Linked DNA regions of Mus musculus: region 1 is linked to region 2. The links are chromatin contacts, found by Hi-C or POLR2A ChIA-PET in ENCODE. All regions are on one chromosome and are shown on one strand. The core of a region is the stretch at or near the end of the contact, and the rest is flanking DNA. Distances in the headings are between cores, read along the strand shown. Region 1 holds the start of Pmpcb (peptidase (mitochondrial processing) beta). Region 2 holds the start of Napepld (N-acyl phosphatidylethanolamine phospholipase D).

Region 1 (6,091 bases), core at 2,069-4,568, 36 kb before region 2:
TAAAGGAGAAAGCACAGTTAGGATACTCTCCCTTTACCCTTCATATAGTCTAAACGTATCAGATAAGAAGTATTCTGAACAGAACCCAGTGTCAGTCATGCAAAGAGAAGTTTGTAAAGTATACTTGGTTTCAAAAAATACCCATTAAAAATGGCTTGTGTATATCCCAAAAGAGAACCCATCCTTCAATGTCAAAAAGTAATTATCATTAATTATTTGAAATACAACACCGAGGAAATAAAACCGGCATGGGGCATGTTATGAAGCAGCTCTTGTCCCTCTGGTACAGTGTCTGTGATGACACCCGCCCGCCCTCTCCTAGAGACCAGTGGGGAGCAGCCAGCGACTTGCCTTGAAGGCCATGTGCTCCAGGAAGTGGGCGGTGCCGTTGTTCTTCTCATTCTCATAGCGACTTCCCGCATCGATCCACAGCCCAACCTGAAGGAAAACCAAGCAAATCAGACAAACCCCCACATTTGGAGACATGGCGGCCGGCTCAACAGTTAAGAGCCCTCGCTGTTCTTACAAAGGAACTGAGCTAGTTCCCAGCACCATGTTAGGCAGCTCACAGCCATGTGAGCTCTCTCCTCAGTGTCTGCGACTGCCTTCGCCCTTCCTGGGTACCTGTACTCACATGCACAGTCCCATAAAAAAAACAAAATTCAGTTTCTGGACACACAAGGTCATCTCATTCCTTTTTCTGGAAAATGTTTTCCAATCTGACCATGTCTCTTTGACTACAATGAAATGACAGTTCATTCCTATAACCTGAAACTTAATTTCCAGCAGGCTGTTACAAATATCAGACTCAGCCAGGTGGTGGTGTTATATGCCTTTAATCCAAGAACCTCAGAGTTCGAGGCCAGTCTAGTCCAGGGCTATACAAATAAACCCTGTCTTGAAAAAACAAAACAAAACAACAACAAAAACAAGTATCAGAGTCAAATTCTTAACATAGCTCATTTAGCACATCTAATTAATAACTGTGGAATAGACATCAGGGACTGTCAGAAAGTCAGGCTCAGATACAAGCATAAGCTTTATAACCTCAGATAGCCACGTGACTCTCCCTGAGCTTGTGTTGCTGACGGCCGTGGGAAAGTGGCCAGGCTCATGACCGTCAGAGGCAGATGTCAGCAGTGAGAGAAGGACATAAGCACTCGGTACCAAAGTGCACCTGGAAGGGAAGGTTCAAGCTCGGAGAACCCAGCCAACCAGAGAGCTGCAGCTGTGGCTGCTCCCTCCCAGACAAGGTGCCGACTAAAGACTGTAGCAGCCAGCCGGGCAGTGGTGGCGCACGCCTCTAGTCCCAGCACTCAGGAGGCAGAGGCAGGCGGATTTCTGAGTTTGAGGCCAGCCTGGTCTACAGAGTGAGTTCCAGGACAGCCAGGGCTACACAGAGAAACCCTGTCTTGAAAAAACAAAACAAACAAACAAACAAACAAAAAAGACTGTAGCAGTGACTTACTGTGCACGTTGAGAGCCCAGAGTTTTCAGAAGCTACTCTGAGTCCATTTTCCAAACATGTCACTTGTGTCTCGGGGACATTCAGCACAACCTGTGGGGCAGCCTGTGTGCTTCTTAGTCGGTCCCCTCCAAAGTACAACGGCTGACGGGAGGAGGAGGGAAAGAGAGAAAACATTACTGTCCTGGTGTTCAGTGTCAAACAAAACAACCTCAAACAGACTCATTCCAAAACCACTTTCCTAGCCCGGGGTGGATGTAATCTGCTATGTGTGTCTGTGTGTGTGTGTCATTGGCAGAAAGCGCGGAGAATGAGGTCCCAGTTCTGGTTCCACTGGGCTCTAGCAGTAGCCTAGGAAATGTTCCTTAACCAACCGCTCTGTCAAACAGGCAACACTTGAGAGAACATGCCTTTCTCTCCAAGAACGGGAGCAGTTAGCACATTACCCTTCAACAAGCACCCTGATTCAGCTACCTCTCCTACAGATGCTTCATATTCACTAAGGACAAAAAGTCAAGAAACTGAAATAACAATACAAAACTGACTGTGTAGAAGTGAGACAGACGGGATGCTCCTGTTCACAAAGGACAGACAGAAACAGGACAGATGCTTCAGAGGCTCTCGGGCCAACTGGTTTGACTACAGACGCTTCAGCAGCTTTTTCATGTTTTCATATTGAAATGAGAAAAACGTATTTCCTAAACCCTGACCCAAAAACCTGAGACTGACCTAACCGCCAGACACAGTGGTGGTTTGAATAGGAATGGACCACAGAGGCTCACAGATTTGAACACTTAGTCATCAGAGAGAGAGACTACTAGAAGGTTGGAGGAAGTGTGCCACTGGGGTGGGTTATAGGGTTTAAAATGCTCAAGCCAGGTCCATTATCTGTCTGTCTGTCTGTCTGTGTCTATCTCTTGCCAACCCAGATGTAGAACTCTTGGCTCCTTCTCCACCACGTCTGCCAGCACTCTGCCATGCTTCCTGCTCTGATGATGATGGACGAAACCTCTGAACTGTAAGCAGCCCCAGCTAATGTGTCTTCCTTTATAAGAGTTGCCATGGTCGTGGTTTCTTCACAGCCACAGCCACAGGTACTTAAGAAATGTGTACGAGCCCGCACTGTCCTGCTTCTGTGACCCAAAGGCTTTCTGCTCCCTGATCAAATAATACACCATGACCTGACTGTGCCCTACTGTGTAGGGGCAGGCGGATCTGAGGCCAGCCCGATCTACAGGGCAAGATCCAGGACAGCCAGAGATGTTACACAGAGAAACCCTGTGTAACAACGATGTCTCAAAATATCAAAACCAAAAGCAAACCCAACTTCAAATTCATAAAGCGCTTGTCCTAGTTTCCTTTTCTCGAGAGAGAACAGCCCGACATACAATAACATTGGTAATAGCAAACTAACAGACAGACAGACAGACACACACACACACAGAGAGAGAGAGAGATCCCTTTGGAGCAAGACAACTCTCAAATAAGGAAAACGCTGGGATAAAACTCGGATGAACTGAGGTTGACGCTGTCTGGTTTGGGTGTCCATGGGCTGAGGATGGCGCTGTCTGGTTTGGGGGTCCACGGCTCCTTTTCTTACCTCCCGCGGGTGGCGTGGAGGGGGAGCAGCCGCCCCGCCCCCTCTGCGCCCGGCCGCAGCGCCCCGGGATAGCGGATCCGGAGGCCCGGCCCAAAGCACACCGGGAGCCGCCGGGGCACGGCGGAGCGAGACTCACCTGAGCAGCGGCGCGGCGAAGCGGAAGCCTTCGTGTAAATCCCCACAGGCGCCGCCGGGCCTCTGGCAACAGCGTCCGGGATAGAGCGGCCGCCGCCATCTCTGCGGTGGAGAAAGTGGAGATGTACTTCCGGGTCATGACTCCAGGCCCCAGAACTAGAGGCTGGCTCCACCCTGTGGCGGCAGCAGGAATTGCAGTCTCTGAAATTCCTTTGATTCTGTGTCTGGGCTTAGAACCCTCAATCCCTTCACCCTTTGACTCCCTCCCCAGTTCGCTCCAAATAATCAGGTCTGTAGAAATGATGTGCAAGACACACAAGGGACAAAGTGAACGGAACATGTATCCCCAGGCGGTTGGAGTTAATCAGAGAGATCCAGTGCGGGAGGGACAGACACATTGAAGGATCTATCATGTTGGTCTTCGTTGTTCTAATGTTTATAGCGTTGCTTATTCTATTCCATAGGAATACCTTTGCCGAGATTGCTACTAAAAGACAGACGCTTTACAAACATAATCTTACATTCTGTTACCATGATTTAATGTTATTTACTTCCACGTCTTAGGGCTCTGCCAAAACAAACTGCTCTTACCCGTTCCTGGGTGCCTCTTTATCCACATACACTCTAATGAAACTAAAATTTGTCAAATAGCCACTTTAGCCAATTGTCCCAGGGTTTGAGGCTTAACGAAAATAGCAAGCACTTTTTAAAATTAAAGCTTTTTATTTAACTTATTATGGGGAGGGGGTGGGTGCATGCCACTCCAAGCTTGTGGAGGTCAGAAGACAACTTTATGCAATCAGTTGCCCCTTCTACCTTTGCATGAATTCTGGGGGTGGAACTCAGGTGGACAGGCTTGCACTGCAAGTGACTTTACCCGCTGAGCTGCCTGCAAGCCCCTAGCAAGCTCTTTTCTGTGAGGAAGCGACTATTACTTTGCTAATTTTACAGTGGGAACTGAGGTATTGGCTGCCTAACAGGCTGTTTAACACTAAAGAGTGTGCGCTGTAACTTTAGAAGTTGGAGTTCTGTCTAACTTGACCCCTTGTTGCCTAATACCTAATTTACATTATCGTTCAGGTATCCTTTTCCCACCCAGCCTCCTCTTTTAACTATTCACCATTTAACAACAAGACAGGAAAATCCGGGCCGGGCGTGGTGGCGCACGCCTTTAATCCCAGCACTCGGGAGGCAGAGGCAGGCGGATTTCAGAGTTCAAGGCCAGCCTGGTCTACAAAGTGAGTTCCAGGACAGCCAGGGCTACACAGAGAAACCCTGTCTCGAAAAGCCAAAAAGACAGGAAAATCCCTTGGGCGCCTCATTGTCAGTTTGTAGCTGTAATGGTGACAACCAGTCAAACGTCCAAACCAGGAACTCCATGTCACCTTTGGTTCCTGCCTCTGACTTTCCACTCTGACTTCTTGCTATTTTATCGATAGCCATTCTAAGTGTAGAAGTTTAGACAACTGCCCTCCAGCTGGCGGCGCTGTTTGCGAAGGTTGTGGAACCTTTAGGCAGTAGAGCCTTACAGTAGAAGGCATTGGGCACAGACTCTGGAGGTTTCATAGCCTGGTCCCACTTCCCGATCTCCCTGTTTCTGAGCTGTGATGCAGCTTGATAGCGCCTGTTCCTGTCGCCCTGCCTTCCCCATCACGGATGGATGGAAGCCCTCTGGAACTGCAGGTTATTTTATCACAGTGACAGTAAAAACAAAACAAAACAAAAACTAGAAAAAATGGAATCTCAACATAGTTTGAATTTGCATTTCTCTGAAAGCCGTGGGTCGTGAGCATTTTTTTGTTCAAATATTTGTTGGTCATTTGTACTTTTAAAATCTTTTTCCATTTTTGAATGTATGTGTCGTGCATATTTTTGGTGGGAAGGACCACCCGTGAATGCGTGTGTTTGGTGTGTGTGTGTGGTGTGTGTGTGCACGCGCGCGCGCGCGCGCGCACGTTACATGAGAAGGTCCCAAGCTAACGCTGGGAGTTATCCTTGACCACTCTCCTACCTTGTTCATGGAGTCAGAATCTCTCACTCAACCTGAGCTCACTGATACGGCTCGTCTCTCCAGCCGGTTTGCTCTGAGGATTCCCTGCCCACCCTCCATTTGTACAGTAAATATGTTCACTACGGAGCCATGGCCCTGCCCCCCGTTTCTGATTTTAAGGGAAATGCTTTCAGTTTTTCTCTGTTTAGTATAATGTTAGCTCTAGGCTTACTGACTGTATTATAGTCTTTATTATGTTGGAGTATGCGCCTTCTGTTCCTAGGAGGATCGTGAAGGAATTTCTGCATCTACTGACAAGGTTGTGTGGTTTCCATCATATTGCCTTTACAAGGTATATGTTTACTGATTTAAGCCATCCTTGTATCCATGGGATGACACCAGTTTAGTCATGGTACCCCATGGTTTAGCCTGTTGGTGAATTTGCCATGATCCTCTTGGAAACTTTATATCTATGTATCTGAGGATTTTTTTCTCTCATTTTTGTTGTTGTTTTGTCCTTAGCCAGTTTGGCCTCAGGAGAATGCTCCTGTAGGGCGTCTAACAGTGTTCCTTCTCGTTCTCTGTTTTATTGACTAGTGTAAGGCACAAGGACTTTCCCTCTCTTGTAAGAAGCTGGTAGAATGCAGCAGAAAATCTATGTAGGATGAGCTTGCCTTTGCTAAAGGCTATGACTGCCATGACCTTGCTCATTGTGGATGTGCTTAAATTGTTTAGAAACGCCCTCCCCCACCACCTCCCCCCTCCCCTGCCACCTCCCCCCCAAACCCCAGCTTCTAATTTTGGCAGGTCACAAACATCAAGGAATTTGTTCATTTTTAGTTTTTCAAGCTGTGGGTTTCCTTGGGCTTTGCTGTAACCCCCCCCCCATCACCTCGCGTTT
Region 2 (6,097 bases), core at 683-3,182:
ATAAAACTCACTCAGTTCAGCAGGTCAGAGTCTAAAATTAAACCATGAGTAAAACGCTTAGGGTGCAATGTTCATTCTGTCCTAAGTGAAGGAGAACAAACTGGAGAGGGTTTGCTCTGCAGGATAGAATTTGTTGTACTGATTTGCTTCCTTTGGTTTCTCTAGGGAAAACAACGAATTCTTCCATAGTTCTGAAACTTCTGTAGTGTTTGCTGGGTTGGGAAAACAAACCTTACTGCATACTGTGATCCTTCCCGACACACACTGGCCTTGCTTATCTAAAACACTAGCTCCCTGAGGACTCCTCTCTCCACCATGCTAAGAGGCACTCCATTTTCATTTTCTGACTCATAGACTCATATCTTGTGCTGAGGTAACTACTCTGTGAACATGGCGGCATGTCAAACTAAACCTTTTACTTTTGTATGAAAATGCTATTGTGGTTGTGAAACCCAGAATATTTCTTCTTAGAAGAGTCAAATGATTTAAGCATTATTGTATCAGAAATTTATCCAAACAGCATGACAATGCAGACCCATTTTTTGTGTATATAAAATGTGTTCACAGTGACTGATGGAATAAGGGCAAGAAATGACATGTTTAAAGTTCCCTAGCAAGGATGCTAGGAATCGAAGCAGTAATAGCAGTCTGTCCTTTGGGGTTGAATTTGAAGTGTGTCTTCCCTTCTTTTTTAAAATTTGCTAATGCATGTCGAGAATTATTCAGCCCCACCCAGGCGCAAAAGAGCTATCAGGAATAAACTTTAAACTTTTGCTAGTTTTACACTTAAAACTAGCAAAAGGAAAACAATCAGTTACAACTGCAAACTACCCTGAGGAAATCAAGTATACATCGATAGTGTCCTGCAGTATTAGATAGCTATAGTCACTTTCTAAATGCATTATAGTTTGGTTTGCATATTCCTAGCGTATCTGTACTAATGCCTGGTCTTTCTTTTCTTTTTGCTAACACAATCTCAGACACAATCTATTTAGTTCTGGTCTATGAATATATCTCACAAAGACCTTCAAGAGTATTTAAACTGTCAGCCTATCTATTTACCATTGAATTCTGTATGACTTTGCAAGTTATCTCTTGAAATAATTTCAACCAGTTAAGAATTTCAGAATTGTAATTTTATGTTTTGATCTTATCCTGAGATTTCAAAAAGCCAGACATTTAGAACATTATATGCCGAAGGCTGACATAATTTAAAATGTAACTGAGTACACAAGGTAGTGGAGCCATTTATACTCAGTACTCACTATATATAATCAGTGTCTGTAACCGAGCTCTTTAGTCAAGACTGTCAGTGCTGTTGTACATAGTGGGCCACGACAGGCACATTGGGCAACCAGATTCTTCTGGGTTTAGCAACTGTCAAGGAATGAGCTCACGTGACCTGGAAGGCTGGGAGCCAAACTGGTCAGAGAGCTTTGCGGTATCAGTTCTGCTCGCTGCGCGGACTTTACCAAGATGGCCTCGAGGCCTCTGCGCCTCTGTCCTCCGGGGCAGCCATCTTGGTAAAGGCCAGGCAGGGGGTGGCTCCCGGTATGACCCGGCTGCAGCCTGGGACCGCATGGTCAGAGACGACCGCCACCAAAGATGGGGAGGCGGCGCGTGCTGAGGCGCTGCGTGCAGCTGTTGGTGTCCTCAGCGGAGCTGGGGTGGCCGGGCCGAGGGAGGAGAGACGCGGGAGGAGGGCGTAGAGCGGCTGGGCCCGCAGAGCCGAGGCCCTCAGGCGAGGAGACGCGACGCAGCGCGCGCCTGCCTGCGCTCCGCGCAAGGTGAGCCCGCCCCTTCGCTCCACCCTCGCAAGATGGCTCCGCCCCTCGAGCTTCCGCTCCGTCCAGCAGCCTCGCTTCATCCCGCCCTCTAACCAACTCCGCCCCCCGCCTTCCAGCGCCGCCCACCGGCATGGCCCCGCCCACATACAGCGCGCCGCCTTCCCGGGAACCTGAGCGCCTGCGGGTGAGCCTCCCTGCTGTTAGCCTGGATCTTCGCGGGAGGCGGTTCGGCGACCGCGGTTCCTTTTCGTTGGTTTGCTCCTTAGTCTCGATATCTGCGTGGAACAGCCTTTCTGGGGCTGTTCGGATACCTCGGTGAAGTGCAGCGGGTTTCGAGTAGGTTTCTAGCACCCAAGCCCTGCCTCCTCCTGGAGATGCACTTGTGAGTGGCAGGCTTCTTTTGAATTACCGCACCTCTGGAGTTGCGGAGCTTGCATCTCTGGATCCGCTTACGTGAAGAGCCACCGCGTTTTTAGGCGCCCAGAGGGAAGTAGCTGTATTTGGGATTTAAGATCTACCCTTCCTGCTGCAGACTCCCTGGTTACAGCTCCACGATAGGAATACAAGTGGGTGTATCTTCATTTGGTTGTATGTAAATGAATGGGGTCCACAACTTGCTCAGAGCAACTTATTTCAGCTTCGGTGTAGTATTTATGTCCTAAAAAAATCCATCCCCAAAGCATTATTGCCGTTTTTCTTAAAGTAAGAGTAACTTATTTAACCACAGAATGAATAAAAGTACGAGGCGGGATTAGAGAAGGATGGCAATAGACCTTTTTCTTTCTTTTCTTTTTCCTTTTCTTTCTTTTGTACTGTGTTTGCTCATTAGATCGGCTATTCTTGATGGCGGTTCATATGGACTCCTCTTCCCAAGGAGCGCGGTATGAACCCGGTTGTTGTGAATATGCGTTCAAGGTCTCCAGTGGAACCTGGATAATGTGTACTAACAGTCAGACCCAGAAAACATTAAGGGATTGAGAAAAGTCAACAACATAAAAAAAAAAAAGTCTGGGATTCTTGCTTTGCCCTTACTGTAGGCTGTTTATACGTTGTTATGCTGTGACTTGCATGGGTGGTTTTGGCTTAGCATGAAGTCAGAAAGCCACTTTTGCAACACACTTCTCTTAAATTAAGAAATAATTTTCATCTTTATTAACAGATGGACGTATAACAGTTCTGTTTTGTCACATTGGGTAGAAGTTAGTGGTAACAACATGATTTAGAAAGAAGTTACATAATCTTTAAAAGGGTGATTACTTGTATCTTACAACAGTCTAATTAAAAAAAATAGTTTGATTTTTGTTGTAAGGAAATGTTAGCTCTGTTAAAGATTTAGGGCAAAAATGTGCATTTAAAATCAGAATCTAAGAGGAATCGAGGGTTTGAAATGGGTGTAAGTCAATTGGAAATACAGTCATAATTTTCAAAGATTTTATTTTGTTAATATTTTTACAGGCTTCATCCCTTCACGAATTATATAGCAAGTGTCCAAGAGACAAACATCTCTAGTGTATTTATCATGTTTCCTTTTCCACCCACAATTCCAAACTCGATCAGACAGATTCTGATTCCAAAACTGATGATTTTTTATTTTTTATTTTTATTAGATATTTATTTACATTTCAAATGTTATCCCCTTTCCAGGTTTCCCCTCCAAAAACCCCCTATCTCCTCCCTCCTCCCCGTGCTCCCCAACCCACCCACTCCCGCTTCCTGGCCCTGACATTCCCCTACACTGGAGCATAGAACCTTCACAGGACCAAGAGTCTCTCTTCCCATTGATGACCAACTAGGCCATCCTCTGCTGCATATGTGGCTGGAGTCATGGGTCCCTCCATTTGATCTCTTTGGTTGGTGGTTTAGTCCCTGGGAGGTCTAGGGGTACTGGCTGGTTCATTTTGTTGCCTCCTATGCAAAACTGTTTTCTAATGTTTGTTCAGTGGGACTGTTTAAAGACATTTTAACGTAAGGGTTCTGTCATAAGGTCAGGGATGTTTTATTGGAAAAGGTTTTGGTTATACTTTAGTTCTTTGAGTCACTCCTACCTATTTGTTTGAAAGAAGTCTTATATTCTTTTAGGTATTTAGAAAGCCAAAGGGATTTTTGTGGAAATTTAGTTTATATTTTCACTTTAGTTTGTTTTCTGTGTGCACGAGTGCGTATGTGTATTTGTGTGTGCATGTATGCGTGTGTTTCTCTTAGTGGTGCATAGCTGTAGCTAGAGTGGGGTCTCCCATTCCTTTTCATTCTATATGAGTAAGAATGTGGCTGCATGGAGCGCCCTGTCTATGTAGGTACTATAGATTAAAATAAATACAAGTAAAAGTGGTTTAATTGAAGTACTATTAGGCATGTATAACATTGGCATGAAAATCAGTTCCAGTGATTTCCACTGCAAGGTTGAAGCAATCGTCTTTTTTTTTTTAAAGATTTATTATTTATTTATTTTATGTATATGCATACATTGTATGCTGTACAGATGGCTGTGAGCCATCATGTGGTTGTTGGGAATTGAACTCAGGACCTCCGCCTACTTCAGCCCAAAGATTTTATTTATTATTGTATGTAAGTACACTGTAGCTGTCTTCAGACACACCAGAAGAAGGCGTCAGATCTCATTACGGATGGTTGTGAGCCACAATGTGGTTGCTGGGATTTGAACTCAGGACCTTCGGAAGAGCAGTCAGTGCTCTTACCCGCCGAGCTATCTCACCAGCCCGCAATCGTCGTTCTAACGACTACATTCCTGAAGAATTCTACATGTCTATAACTTACTGCTTTACTTGACCCATCTTTTGAACCTAGTAACCATTTATTCTGTTTTTATTTAACTAATTGACTTTTACACCATGCTATGTATGTTCTTGGCTAGCTCCAGGAGCAGTCCATACATAGTTATACTCATTCTACTGCCAACTAACCTTAAATGATGTATTATAACTTACACTTTTTTTGTTTTGTTTTGTTTTTCGGTTTTTCAAGACAGGGTTTCTCTGTATAGCCCTGGCTGTCCTGGAACTCACTTTGTAGACCAGGCTGGCCTTGAACTCAGAAATCTGCCTGCCTCTGCCTCCTGAGTGCTGGGATTAAAGGCGTGCGCCACCACGCCTGGCTACACTTTTTTTTTTCAAGATATTTTTGGATGTTTATTTTTAGTTGATCTTGCTGATCTAAAGTACCTGACTTTATTAATACTACTCCATGGATTAAAGACAAGAATTCATGAACCTGGGAGATTTTAGCCATTGGGTACTTTAAGGCAATAACTCTGATTCATGTTATACAGATGAAGCAGGCAAGCCAAGATCACACAGTATAGGTTGCCAATGCAGTATATACTGTACCTTTAAACTGGATAAAAAGTTGGGGATAGCCATTATCATTGGCTGTGGAGTCATGGGACTAGATTTAGATGGATCAGCATAAATCAAAAGCCTGACTGAAAAACAATTCATAGTACTGAGTGTGGGAACGCATGCTCATAATTCCAGCATGTCGGTGAAAGAGACAGGTGAGGGATTGTGAGTAGGAGGCTGGTCTGGGCTGCATAGAGGGTTCCAGGCCAGTTTGGGATATGTAGCAAAACTGTCTGAGAAAAAGCAAAGGGCAGAAGCTAGCATGGCTTCTGCCTGGCACGCTGAACAACCAACCCCGTTACTCTTAAAGAGAGAGCTCTGTGTGTATATATAGTTGGAACTTTCCATACCAAGGGACACTAACTAATGACCAAATAGGAAATGTCTGATATACTCATGTGATTTTCTAATCCTCCTCAGTTAGAAGAATGAAGTTAGGACATCAGCGATCCTTTAAACCGCTCACTTGTTTGTCTTGCTTTATCAGACCCTTGGCCTACAGCTATTAGATGACCACAGTCATTTGTTTTGGAAGTTATTTTCTGTGTTTGAAACCCCTTGCTCAGTCTACAGAGATAATTGTTCCCGTTTTAAATGTGTGGGGTTTTTGTGTGTGTGTGTGTGTGTGTGTGTGTGTGTTTTTTAGCTTGCTTAGAGAACTCATTGAAGGGCCGAGCTCACCCTTCCTTCTACTGTAGTTAAAGAGCCAAGCTCACCCTCTCTTCTCCTGGAGTTAAAGTCACTAATAGACAATTCAGCAGTTTCTGGACTTCATATTTTTTTTTTTTTAATTTAAACTAAACAAAGTCCTGAACTTGAGATAGAGCATGCCATTTCTCTTCCCGGTGCGGACCATGTCTCTGTGTGCTCTGCTAAGGATTTTTAGGTGAGATGCGATCTTAATTATCCAACGATAATTAAGGGGAGTGCATGGCTAATAGACAGTCTAGACTC

Evidence for each region. Hi-C counts contacts between places; a loop is a spot of excess contacts on that map. ChIA-PET counts read pairs that join two places held with the same protein, here RNA polymerase II (POLR2A).
Region 1: a loop to region 2 is called in a map of heart, with 7 times the contacts of the local background. The contact joins the promoter of Pmpcb here to the promoter of Napepld in region 2. A Hi-C loop is called at or near these places in 9 of 37 maps with a recorded cell type or tissue (gastrocnemius, heart and left cerebral cortex). POLR2A ChIA-PET finds 5 or more read pairs at or near these places in 4 of 5 experiments (Patski and embryonic stem cell).

What each region holds. Positions count from the first base shown.
Region 1 is chr5:21,734,387-21,740,477 of GRCm38, reverse strand. Pmpcb (peptidase (mitochondrial processing) beta) reads right to left here and starts at 3,318. Exons shown (of 13, transcript NM_028431.2): 1 at 3,202-3,318; 2 at 1,469-1,609; 3 at 352-438. The coding sequence starts at 3,300. RefSeq lists an enhancer at 6,046-6,091.
Region 2 is chr5:21,697,231-21,703,327 of GRCm38, reverse strand. It overlaps Napepld (N-acyl phosphatidylethanolamine phospholipase D), which reads left to right and starts at 1,932. Exons shown (of 5, transcript NM_178728.6): 1 at 1,932-2,123.